2 separate regions of the Homo sapiens genome follow, and region 2 is linked to region 1. The links are chromatin contacts, found by Hi-C or POLR2A ChIA-PET in ENCODE. All regions are on one chromosome and are shown on one strand. The core of a region is the stretch at or near the end of the contact, and the rest is flanking DNA. Distances in the headings are between cores, read along the strand shown.

What was found. Hi-C counts contacts between places; a loop is a spot of excess contacts on that map. ChIA-PET counts read pairs that join two places held with the same protein, here RNA polymerase II (POLR2A). Pooled maps may share reads with other maps.
Region 2: a loop to region 1 is called in a pooled map, with 2.1 times the contacts of the local background. The contact joins two enhancer-like sites. A Hi-C loop is called at or near these places in 1 of 50 pooled maps. POLR2A ChIA-PET finds 5 or more read pairs at or near these places in 4 of 52 experiments (B cell, CD4-positive, alpha-beta T cell, activated CD4-positive, alpha-beta T cell and 1 more).

The regions. Positions count from the first base shown.
Region 1 is chr11:3,822,797-3,827,985 of GRCh38, reverse strand. It overlaps PGAP2 (post-GPI attachment to proteins 2), which reads right to left. Exons shown (of 7, transcript NM_014489.4): 4 at 3,851-4,103; 5 at 3,610-3,716; 6 at 2,858-2,966; 7 at 1,615-2,658. The coding sequence ends at 2,528. It overlaps RHOG (ras homolog family member G), which reads left to right. Exons shown (of 2, transcript NM_001665.4): 2 at 1-1,008. The coding sequence ends at 423. Among named protein-coding and RNA genes, the nearest start is that of RHOG, 16 kb to the left of the region's middle. Within about 2 kb of position 3,090, at least 7 of the 41 ENCODE cell types and tissues checked have a DNase peak (open chromatin) inside an H3K27ac peak, as active enhancers do.
Region 2 is chr11:4,004,394-4,009,582 of GRCh38, reverse strand. All of the region lies in intron 2 of STIM1 (stromal interaction molecule 1), which reads right to left. Among named protein-coding and RNA genes, the nearest start is that of RRM1, 88 kb to the left of the region's middle. Within about 2 kb of position 2,127, at least 2 of the 41 ENCODE cell types and tissues checked have a DNase peak (open chromatin) inside an H3K27ac peak, as active enhancers do.

The DNA of each region.
Region 1 (5,189 bases), core at 1,841-4,340:
AACCTGAACCTGTGGGACACTGCGGGCCAGGAGGAGTATGACCGCCTCCGTACACTCTCCTACCCTCAGACCAACGTTTTCGTCATCTGTTTCTCCATTGCCAGTCCGCCGTCCTATGAGAACGTGCGGCACAAGTGGCATCCAGAGGTGTGCCACCACTGCCCTGATGTGCCCATCCTGCTGGTGGGCACCAAGAAGGACCTGAGAGCCCAGCCTGACACCCTACGGCGCCTCAAGGAGCAGGGCCAGGCGCCCATCACACCGCAGCAGGGCCAGGCACTGGCCAAGCAGATCCACGCTGTGCGCTACCTCGAATGCTCAGCCCTGCAACAGGATGGTGTCAAGGAAGTGTTCGCCGAGGCTGTCCGGGCTGTGCTCAACCCCACGCCGATCAAGCGTGGGCGGTCCTGCATCCTCTTGTGACCCTGGCACTTGGCTTGGAGGCTGCCCCTGCCCTCCCCCCACCAGTTGTGCCTTGGTGCCTTGTCCGCCTCAGCTGTGCCTTAAGGACTAATTCTGGCACCCCTTTCCAGGGGGTTCCCTGAATGCCTTTTTCTCTGAGTGCCTTTTTCTCCTTAAGGAGGCCTGCAGAGAAAGGGGCTTTGGGCTCTGCCCCCCTCTGCTTGGGAACACTGGGTATTCTCATGAGCTCATCCAAGCCAAGGTTGGACCCCTCCCCAAGAGGCCAACCCAGTGCCCCCTCCCATTTTCCGCTACTGACCAGTTCATCCAGCTTTCCACACAGTTGTTGCTGCCTATTGTGGTGCCGCCTCAGGTTAGGGGCTCTCAGCCATCTCTAACCTCTGCCCTCGCTGCTCTTGGAATTGCGCCCCCAAGATGCTCTCTCCCTTCTCCAATGAGGGAGCCACAGAATCCTGAGAAGGTGAATGTGCCCTAACCTGCTCCTCTGTGCCTAGGCCTTACGCATTTGCTGACTGACTCAGCCCCCATGCTTCTGGGGACCTTTCCTACCCCCATCAGCATCAATAAAACCTCCTGTCTCCAGTGGCCCCGGCTCCTCCCTGTGTGCTGGGCATTAGCGGGTGGGCATGGGCTAGGGCTCCCCAGAGACTGGGAGCCTTTTGTTTCTTCTAGTAGACAATAGGCTTCATTGTGGTCCCCTCACCCCTCAATTTCCCTAACAAAGCTCTAGGCTCCCTTGGAGGGGGCAGTCTTGCTCTGGGGCCCAGTCACAGATGCTGTAGTGGACTCAGACACAAAACCTGAGGAAAGACTTCTTGATCTTAGGGCTCAGAAAGGGAGAGGTTCAGAGCCATTAGTCTAAAGGCAGATGCTCCCACAGTCATGCATGTGACAGCTGTACCTCACATCCCCAAGAGGACAGCTTTAACAACAAGAGTTGGAATTTGAACCCAGGTCTCTGTCTCAACTGAAGACTTCCAGGTACCCTAGCTTGCAGTCCTAGAATCATTACAGATAGCTCACTCACTCCTGCTCACCAAAATAAAGGCTTAGACCAGCTTTAGGAGACTCCAGACCTAAGGGGGACTGGGGGGTTCTGCTAGGAATCATACCCTGCCGTGGACTTACTCCCTCCCCATTCTTGAGCCTGTTTCTCTCCCAGTTCCTATCAAACAAGATGAGCCCCAAGACTAGCAAGCCTAGGCAACTGTTGGCCCAAAAAAAAAATTTATTTTCCTTTCAAATAAAATGTACAACCAAAATTTAGGGTTTGGAGCAGTAGGGAAGACAGGAGATACCAGGGAGCCCATTTTACAGTAGAGATCTGCATCTGACCCCTCTATCCCATACCTTTGCAAAGGAGGGGAGGGGTCTACAAGCCAGAACTTTCAGAAGAGAAGAAAATACATGCTGTGCTGGTGCTGTTTCTGGAGCAGGTCATCCTTTAGGTATAGAACACCACCTCCACCCGATGACATCAGAACCACTGACTGGTAGAGTCCTTGGAAATCATACAGTCCACCCATCCCCCGCCAGACACATGGACACACCGAGGCTCAGATGGGGAAGGGTACATACCCTAGGGCACACACCAAATCAAAAAGGTGAAGTCAGGACTAGAACACCTGAGCAACTTTAGCAGGGGACTGTGGCCACAGGCCTGGATGTGCACAGTAGATCATGAAATACATTAGTCCTATGAATGACCCCCGTGCAGAGAAATGGCTGTGGTTGTCAGGGAGCAGCCACTGCTCAGGGGCTCCTGACCTCAGTGAAAGGTGACTGTGTAAAGGCCAGAAACTGGATGGTGGTCATGAACCTCAGGACGTTTTTTTTTTTAGCACCAAATGGTGGAGCTCTCTGCCAGCTCAGCTTCTTGGGGCCTCTCAGGTAAAGGTGATGTTTGAGGACCCCACGCCCATATGAGGGGTGGAGAGGAGAAGCCAGCAGCACTGGGGTGAGCCTTGGCCTACACCCTTCCTTCTTACCCTTCCCCCATCTTCAGTAAGGCCAAGAGAGGATGTGGGGTGGGGAAGGCCAGAATGGTATCGTGTTTCTTGTTTCTGGGCAGTGGGCTGCGTCCTCCCAAGCAGGACTGAAGGGTTCAGAATCGCTTTTCCTCAGGCTGAGAGGTTATGAGCAGCTCCTTGTTCCCGAAGTCCCACCAGGCCGTCATGTGGAACGCCATGTTGGTTAAGACAACAGTGTACTCCAGGATGGCAAAGATGGTGTACACTGTTGTGAGGACACAAGGAACAGGACATGGTGAACTTCCAGCTACCCGCTCAGAGGCCTCTTGATAAATCACACCACCATTGGTCTGCCACAGAGAACACAATGGCAGCCAGTCCCCAAGACCATTGCCCATTATCAAAAACATCATTGCTGCCCCGCAGCCACTCATGACCGCCTGTGGATCCTATCCTGGCCTCACCTCCAGCCTCACAATACATGTTGTGCCGAAAGTAGACAGCCAGCGCCGAGAAGAAGGAGATGAAGTTGATGATGAAGAGCCGCTGTTTCCAGCTGTAGGACTTGCGATCCTAGGGAATGGGCTGTCTGATCACTCTGCAGCTTGCTGGGTATGAGAGCGTGGGCTCCCCTCTCAGCCCTAACTCCTAAGGGCTGGGCCTTATCTCCCTTGGCTCCCACTAGCGGTCATGGAAGGGAGCACAGGCAGGGGCAGCAAGAATGACGACTATGTGTTCACGTCCCTGCCTCTGGGGGAGTGATGGGCCGAGGAGCAGTGGTATTCCTGCCGCTTCCACTTCAGGGGGATGGAGTATGAAAGTTACATGGAGTCACCCACCAACCCCACCTCCAAATACTGTGGGGGAAAAGAAACCCATGTACATGGGTGGGGCGCTGGAATTATGACAGACCAGTCCTCTGACACTGTTCCTAACTCACTGCCGCCTAGATGCGACTCCTCATTCTATCCCCATTTGCAGCCTCCATCTCTTCTATTCTCCAGTCTCCCACACTACCCAAACACAGTGCTATAGTCCTAGATTCTGACCAACCACCCTCAGTTTGTTCCCAAGCCCCAGCCCCAACCCCAGCACCCCTCTGCCAGGGTTCCCATTAGAACTCAGTTCCCACCTCACCATTACCCGAATCCTGAGGACAGATGTCCTTGATTTTCTTCTGGGCTGCCTTGGAGCCCCCGCTAGGGATAGACCGTACCTCCTGACTTACTGTGTGCTTCTTGGTCAACCGCCAGAGAATGCAGGTGAGGAGCATGTGCCCGAGGGATGAGGCAATGAACACAATGAAAGCATTTTCGTGGATGGCTGGAGGGAAAGAGGATTGGGAGCCACATTGCAGGGAGTGCCCACACCACGAAGTAGGAAGGTCCGAATGTGGTAGGGGCAGGCCCGTCCCCTCAGGGAACACTTCCCCACTCCTCCCTCATCCAGGCACCCACTGAAGTCCTCGGAGGAGGAGACATAAGTGAGCACTAGCAACGCGAGGTTCTCCACGACATTGAGGCCGAAGTTGAGGCGGCAGAGCGGGCGATAGCAGGAACACGGGGAGGTGCAGCTGAGGTAGTGGTTCCAGTAGGCGAAGGCCACCAAGAAGCGAGGCGCCGAGTGCAGGCCGATGCAGAAACGCCACACGTAGCGCTGGGGCACCTCCCCGCCGATGGCTGAGCTCACCGAGGGCAGGTAATTGGGCACCTAGAGAGTTGTGACCTGTCTGGGCATCTGCCTCTGCCAGCCCCGCCCATGTGGAGAACCTTCTCTCCATCTGACAAAATCACTCTTGCCTCTGCTCCAGCCCCTCCCCTTCCAAGAAGTCCTCCTTCAGATGTCCCCATACCTCTCCCAAAAGACCTCTCCTTCCAGGTCCTAGGCCCAAAGTGCTGGATTCTCATTCCCCAGCTATCCTGGGATTTGTGCAGCAGCATGGTGGCACCTTCTCCATCTCCCCCGCAGACTGGAACCTGCCTGTGTTTGGTCAATGTGTAGATGGGTTCAGATGCTCTACACCCATAGCTCAGAGCTGTGCCTCCACTAAGACCCTGGGTGAGTTCCAAGGCCTCAGATTCAGTCCAGAGGACAGGGATGAGTCACAGACCATCTGAGCTTCCTTAGAACAGTGCTGGATTCACTGCTCAGCTAAGATGTTCCTCAGTCTGCTCCCAGCGCCACTCACTCCTCTAGGCAGGTGTGCCAAGGTGGTAGAATGGCACCCCTGCTCTGATCATGATTAACAAAGTGGGTGGGCTGGGCACGATGGCTCACATCTGTAATCCCAGCACTTTGGGAGGCCGAGGTGGGTGGATCACCCGAGGTCAGGAGTTAAAGACCAGCCTGGCCAACATGGCAAAACTCTGTCCCTACTTAAAAAAAAAAAATTAGCCAGGCGTGGTGGCCAGCGCCCGTAGTCCCAGCTACTCAGGAGGCTGATCAGAAGAACTGTGTGAACCTGGGAAGCGGAGCTTGCAGTGAGCCGAGATTGTGCCACTGCACTCCAGCTTGGGCAACAGAGTGAGACTCTGTCTCAAAAAAAAAAAAAAAAAAAAAAAAAAAAAAGAAAAGAAAAAAGAAAGTGGGTGCTCCTAACCTGGGGTAGTCTAAGGAAATGACCATGTTCTTGTGCATCTCCACCATCCATCTTAATGCCTGGAACTCCTATTGAAGCTTCAGTCCTTAAGGAAAAAGGAGAAGATAATACACAGCTGCAGGGACTGGTGTCTTGCTTGTTTGAGAGGTGAAAGGATGGGGGATGACTGAACAAGGGTTTAGATGGGGACAGGAAAG
Region 2 (5,189 bases), core at 878-3,377, 180 kb before region 1:
AAGCTGGAGTGCAGTGGCATGATCTCAGCTCACTGCAACCTCTGCCCGCCGGGTTCAAGCAATTCTCCTGCCTCAGCCTCCTGAGTAGCTGGGATTACAGGCGCCCACCATCATGCTAATTTTTGTGTTTTTAGTGGAGGCAGGGTTTCAGCATGTTGGCCAGGCTAGTCTCGAACTCCTGATCTCAAGTGATCTGCCTGCCTCGGCCTCCCAAAGTGCTGGGATTACAGGCGTGAGCCACCACACCCGGCCACAAATTAATTTTAAAATGCAACTTTTTTTTTTTTTTTGAGACACTCTTTCCCTGTTGCACAGGCTGGAGTGCAGTGGCGCGATCGCAGCTCACTGCAAGCTCCGCCTCCTGAGTTCACGCCATTCTCCTGCCTCAGCCTTCCAAGTAGCTGGGACTACAGGGGCCTGCCACCACACCCGGCTAATTTTTTTTTTTAATTTTTAGTAGAGACGCGGTTTCACTGTGTTAGCCAGAATGGTCTCGATCTCCTGACCTCGTGATCTGCCCGCCTCGGCCTCCCAAAGTGCTGGGATTACAGGCGTGAGCCACCGCACCCAGCCAAAATGCAACTTTTTATGAAGATGTTTTTATTAACCTTTTACTTAAACTTAAGGAAAAAATCAATTCTCCATATCAAAGAATAAATATATACAGCAGCTCCTCAAATAACACCATTTCTTTCAATGTCATTTCTTTATAACGTCAATGAAAAAAAAATCAATTCCTGGCTGGGGCTACTGTCTGTGTGAAGTTTCCATGCTCTCCCCATGTGTGCATGGGTTTTCTGTGCATTCTCTGATTTCCTCCCACATCCCAAAGATGTACATTTTAGGTGAACTGGCATGTCTCCATGGTCCTAGCCTGAGTGAGTGTGGGTGTGTGAGTGTGCCATGCAATGAAATGGCGTCCTATCCAGAGTTGGTGCCCACCTTGCACCCTGAGCTGCTAGCATAAACTCTGGACACTCTCAACCCTAAACTGAAATAAGTAGGTAAATAATTATAAATAATTATCTTACTTGTTTTTATTAATCTTTCTTAAATGTATATACAGCTCACATTTATTTCAGTGTTTCATATTGTAAGTGTTTTGGTCTTTATTTGTAAGTTTGGTGATGTTTTTGTGACCAGAAATATGCCATAGGAACTTAACCCTTGTTTATAACAAATTAGCCTCTGTTAAAATTGGTTTCATTATATGTCATTCACTTATGACATATGATGGGGATACATTCTAAGAAATGCATCATGTGTCAACATCATAGAGTATGCTAGATGTGTATAGCCTACTACACACCTAGGTTATATGAAATAGCCTATTGCTCCTAGGCTACAAACTTGTACAACATGTTACTGTACTCAATATTGTAGGGAGTTGTAACACAGTAGTAAGTATTTGTGTACCTAAACATATCCAAACATAAAAAAGATATAGTAAAATATATTATAATCTTATGGAACCACATTGCATATGTGGCCCACTGTTGACTGAATGTCCTTATGTGGCCTATGACTATATATAAAATATGTATAATTCATATTATATATGAGTATGAATATATATATGTTATACAATTTGGGGTATCTTAAAGGTTGGGGAGTTGGTGCTAAAGGAGCTATGGAGGTCTCAATCCCCTATCTCTTAGAACTGCTCTTGGAGTACATGACTACATGGCAACAGTCTGCCAGAGCTGCTCCTTCTGAAGAGGTGTGGGCTCTCCATTTTCCCACAGCTCTCACCACTCACAGACTTATGCACATGCATTTATACAGCCCACATTACTCACTTACAATGCCCTCTGACCCTTCAGGGGCACAGTTTGTAATTCCTGTTGTACACTAAAGTACTGAGTTTGAAAGCACAATTCAGATATTAATTGAGATTATTATTGGAAGGAGAGTGAGATAAGGACAGGAAAGTAACAGAAAAAGATTCTTGATCAAAGGTGACTTCTTCTGTGCTCCCATAGTGCCTATGAATACCTTTATCAGTCTTATTAGATGTCTATCTCCCCTGCCAAACCATATACCCTCAACGGAAGTTCCCAGTTACCCAGCCACAAGCTGGGTACTAGCACCCAAGAATATTATATTGAGCTGTAACTTTGATGTTCAATATACTTGAAGTAGGCATTACCACATCTTACTTTGAACACTGTCCCACATCCAGCTAATAGCTAAAGTCTGATTTAAGACAAAGTTTAAAAGTAACGAAAGGTGATAACAAAGCTAAACAGGCAGCTTTTGGATCCCACCAAAGGGATTTACTATTTCAGACTTAGAACAAGCAGCTCTTCTCTCAGGAATACCTAAGGAGGCTCCCCAAGAGTCCTGCCTTACCATGGGGAATGCAACATTGGCTAGAACTATACAGCTCAATAGTTCTACAAAGAGCCAAGCTACCAGCTGTCAGTAAGTATATTTAGTTCCATGCGCCCAGAAAAATGATCTCCCAGGAGGTGGCACATGGCATAAACCCATCCCAAGTGTCAAGCAGTAGTGAAGTAGTGAGAGTGGGAGCAGAGAAGAGGGGAGACATCTCTCTATAATTTCTACAAAATAGGCCCAGCCAGCTTGATCCACCAGAGAAGAGAATTCACTGACATAAAGCCAGAAGAAGAGCAGCACACCTTTGGGTACAGCAATCTGGATGGCTTTCCTGGGTTCTTCCTTAGAATCAATAACACTTCCCTCCCCTTTCCAACCTTGTTCCCTACTACTTACCTTCCATATTTCCCAAACCAAATTGTCCCACCTCCATTCCCACTTTCTCTGCTGCTCTCCAACCCCCATCCAGCCCACAATATTTAGAACCCTACATTAGTCCATTATTACATTGCTATAAAGAAATACCTGTGGCTGGGCACAGTGGCTCACACCTGTAATCCCAGCACTTTGGGAACCAGAGGTGGGCAGATCACTTGAGGTCAGGAATTCAAGACCAGCCTGGCCAACATGGTCAAATCCCGTCTCTACTAAAAATATAAAAAATAGCTGCCATCATGGCTTGTGCCTGTAATCCCAGCTACCTGGGAGGGTGAGGAAGGAGAATCGCTTGAACCCAGGAAACAGAAGTTGCAGGGAGCCGAGATTGTGCCACTGCACTCCAGCCTGGGCAACAGCATGAGACTCCGCCAAAGAAAATTTTAAAAAGAAAGAAAAAAAGAAATACCTGAGACTGGGTAATTTATAAGAAAAGAGGTTTAATTGGCTCACCATTCCGCAGGCTGTACAGGAAGCATAGCAGCTTCTGCTTCTGGGGAGGCCTTGGGAAACTTACAATCAAGGCAGAAGGTGAAAGGGAAACAGACACACCATACACAGCCAGAGCAGGAGGAAGAAAGAGCAAAGGGGGAGGTGCTACCACACTTCTAAATGACCAGATCTCATGAGAACTCACTCACTATTCAATACTGAGAGGGGATGGTGTTAAACAATTCATGAGAACATCACCCCGATAATCCAATCACTCCTAACAGCCCCACCTCCAGCACTGGGGATTACAATTCAACACGAGATTTGGTGGGGACACAGAACCAAGCCATATCAAACCCATAAGTCACATGTTCCAGATCTGAAAAGTTTACCAACTCTTATTTACCTCTTGAACATCTAGCAAGGAAGCATACCATATTTCAGGTACAATAGCTCTAAATGTCATTTACAGAGTTCTAGGACATGTACGTTTCATGAGTGAAATATCTGTTTCCACTGAGATCAGAAGCTGTTGCTCAAGGCAGGGATACAGCAGTCATTTCTCACTTATCTTTGTACGTCTAGTCTCTTTTCTGTCAGTCTATCTACCATATTAGACACTAGAATAATCTTTTTTATTATTATTATTATACTTTAAGTTTTAGGGTACATGTGCACAATGTGCCGGTTAGTTATATATGTATACATGTGCCATGCTGGTGTGCTGCACCCATTAACTCGTCATTTAGCATTAGGTATATCTCCTAAAGCTATCGCTCCCCCCTCCCCCCACCCCACAACAGTCCCCAGAGTGTGATGTTCCCCTTCCTGTGTCATGTGTTCTCATTGTTCAATTCCCACCTATGAGTGAGAACATGCGGTGTTTGGTTTTTTGTCCTTGCGATAGTTTACTGAGAATGATGATTTCCAATTTCATCCATGTCCCTACAAAGGAGATGAACTCATCTTTTATGGCTGCATAGTATGCCATGGTGTATATGTGCCACATTTTCTTAATCCAGTCTATCATTGTTGGACATTTGGGTTGGTTCCAAGTCTTTGCTATTGTGAATACTGCCACAATAAACATACGCGTGCATGTGTCTTTATAGCAGCATGATTTATAGTCCTTTGGGTGTATACCTAGTAATGGGATGGCTGGGTCAAATGGTATTTCTAGTTCTAGATCCCTGAGGAGTCGCCACACTGACTTCCACAATGGTTGAACTAGTTTACAGTCCCACCAACAGTGTAAAAGTGTTCCTATTATTCCACATCCTCTCCAGCACCTGTTGTTTCCTGACTTTTTAATGATTGCCATTCTAACTGGTGTGAGATGCTATCTCATTGTGGCTTTGATTTGCATTTCTCTGATGACCAGTGATGATGAGCATTTTCTCATGTGTTTTTTGGCTGCATAAATGTCTTCTTTTGAGAAGTGTCTGTTCATATCCTTTGCCCACTTTTTGATGGGGCTGTTTTTTTCTTGTAAGTTTGTTTAAGTTCATTGTAGATTCTGGATATTAGCCCTTTGTCAGATGAGTAGGTTGCGAAAATTTTCTCCCATTTTGTCAGTTGCCTGTTCACTCTGATGGTAGTTTCTTTTGCTGTGCAGAAGCTCTTTAGTTTAATTAGATCCCATTTGTCAATTTTGGCTTTTGTTGCCATTGCTTTTGGTGTTTTAGACATGAAGTCCTTGCCCATGCCTATGTCCTGAATGGTAATGCCTAGGTTTTCTTCTAGGGTTTTTATGGTTTTAGGTCTAACGTTTAAGTCTTTAATCCATCTTGAATTAATTTTTGTATAAGGTATAAGGAAGGGATCCAGTTTCAGCTTTCTACATATGGCTAGCCAGTTTTCCCAGCACCATTTATTAAATAGGGAATCCTTTCCCCATTGCTTGTTTTTCTCAGGTTTGTCAAAGATCAGATAGTTGTAGATATGCGGCGTTATTTCTGAGGGCTCTGTTCTGTTCCATTGAT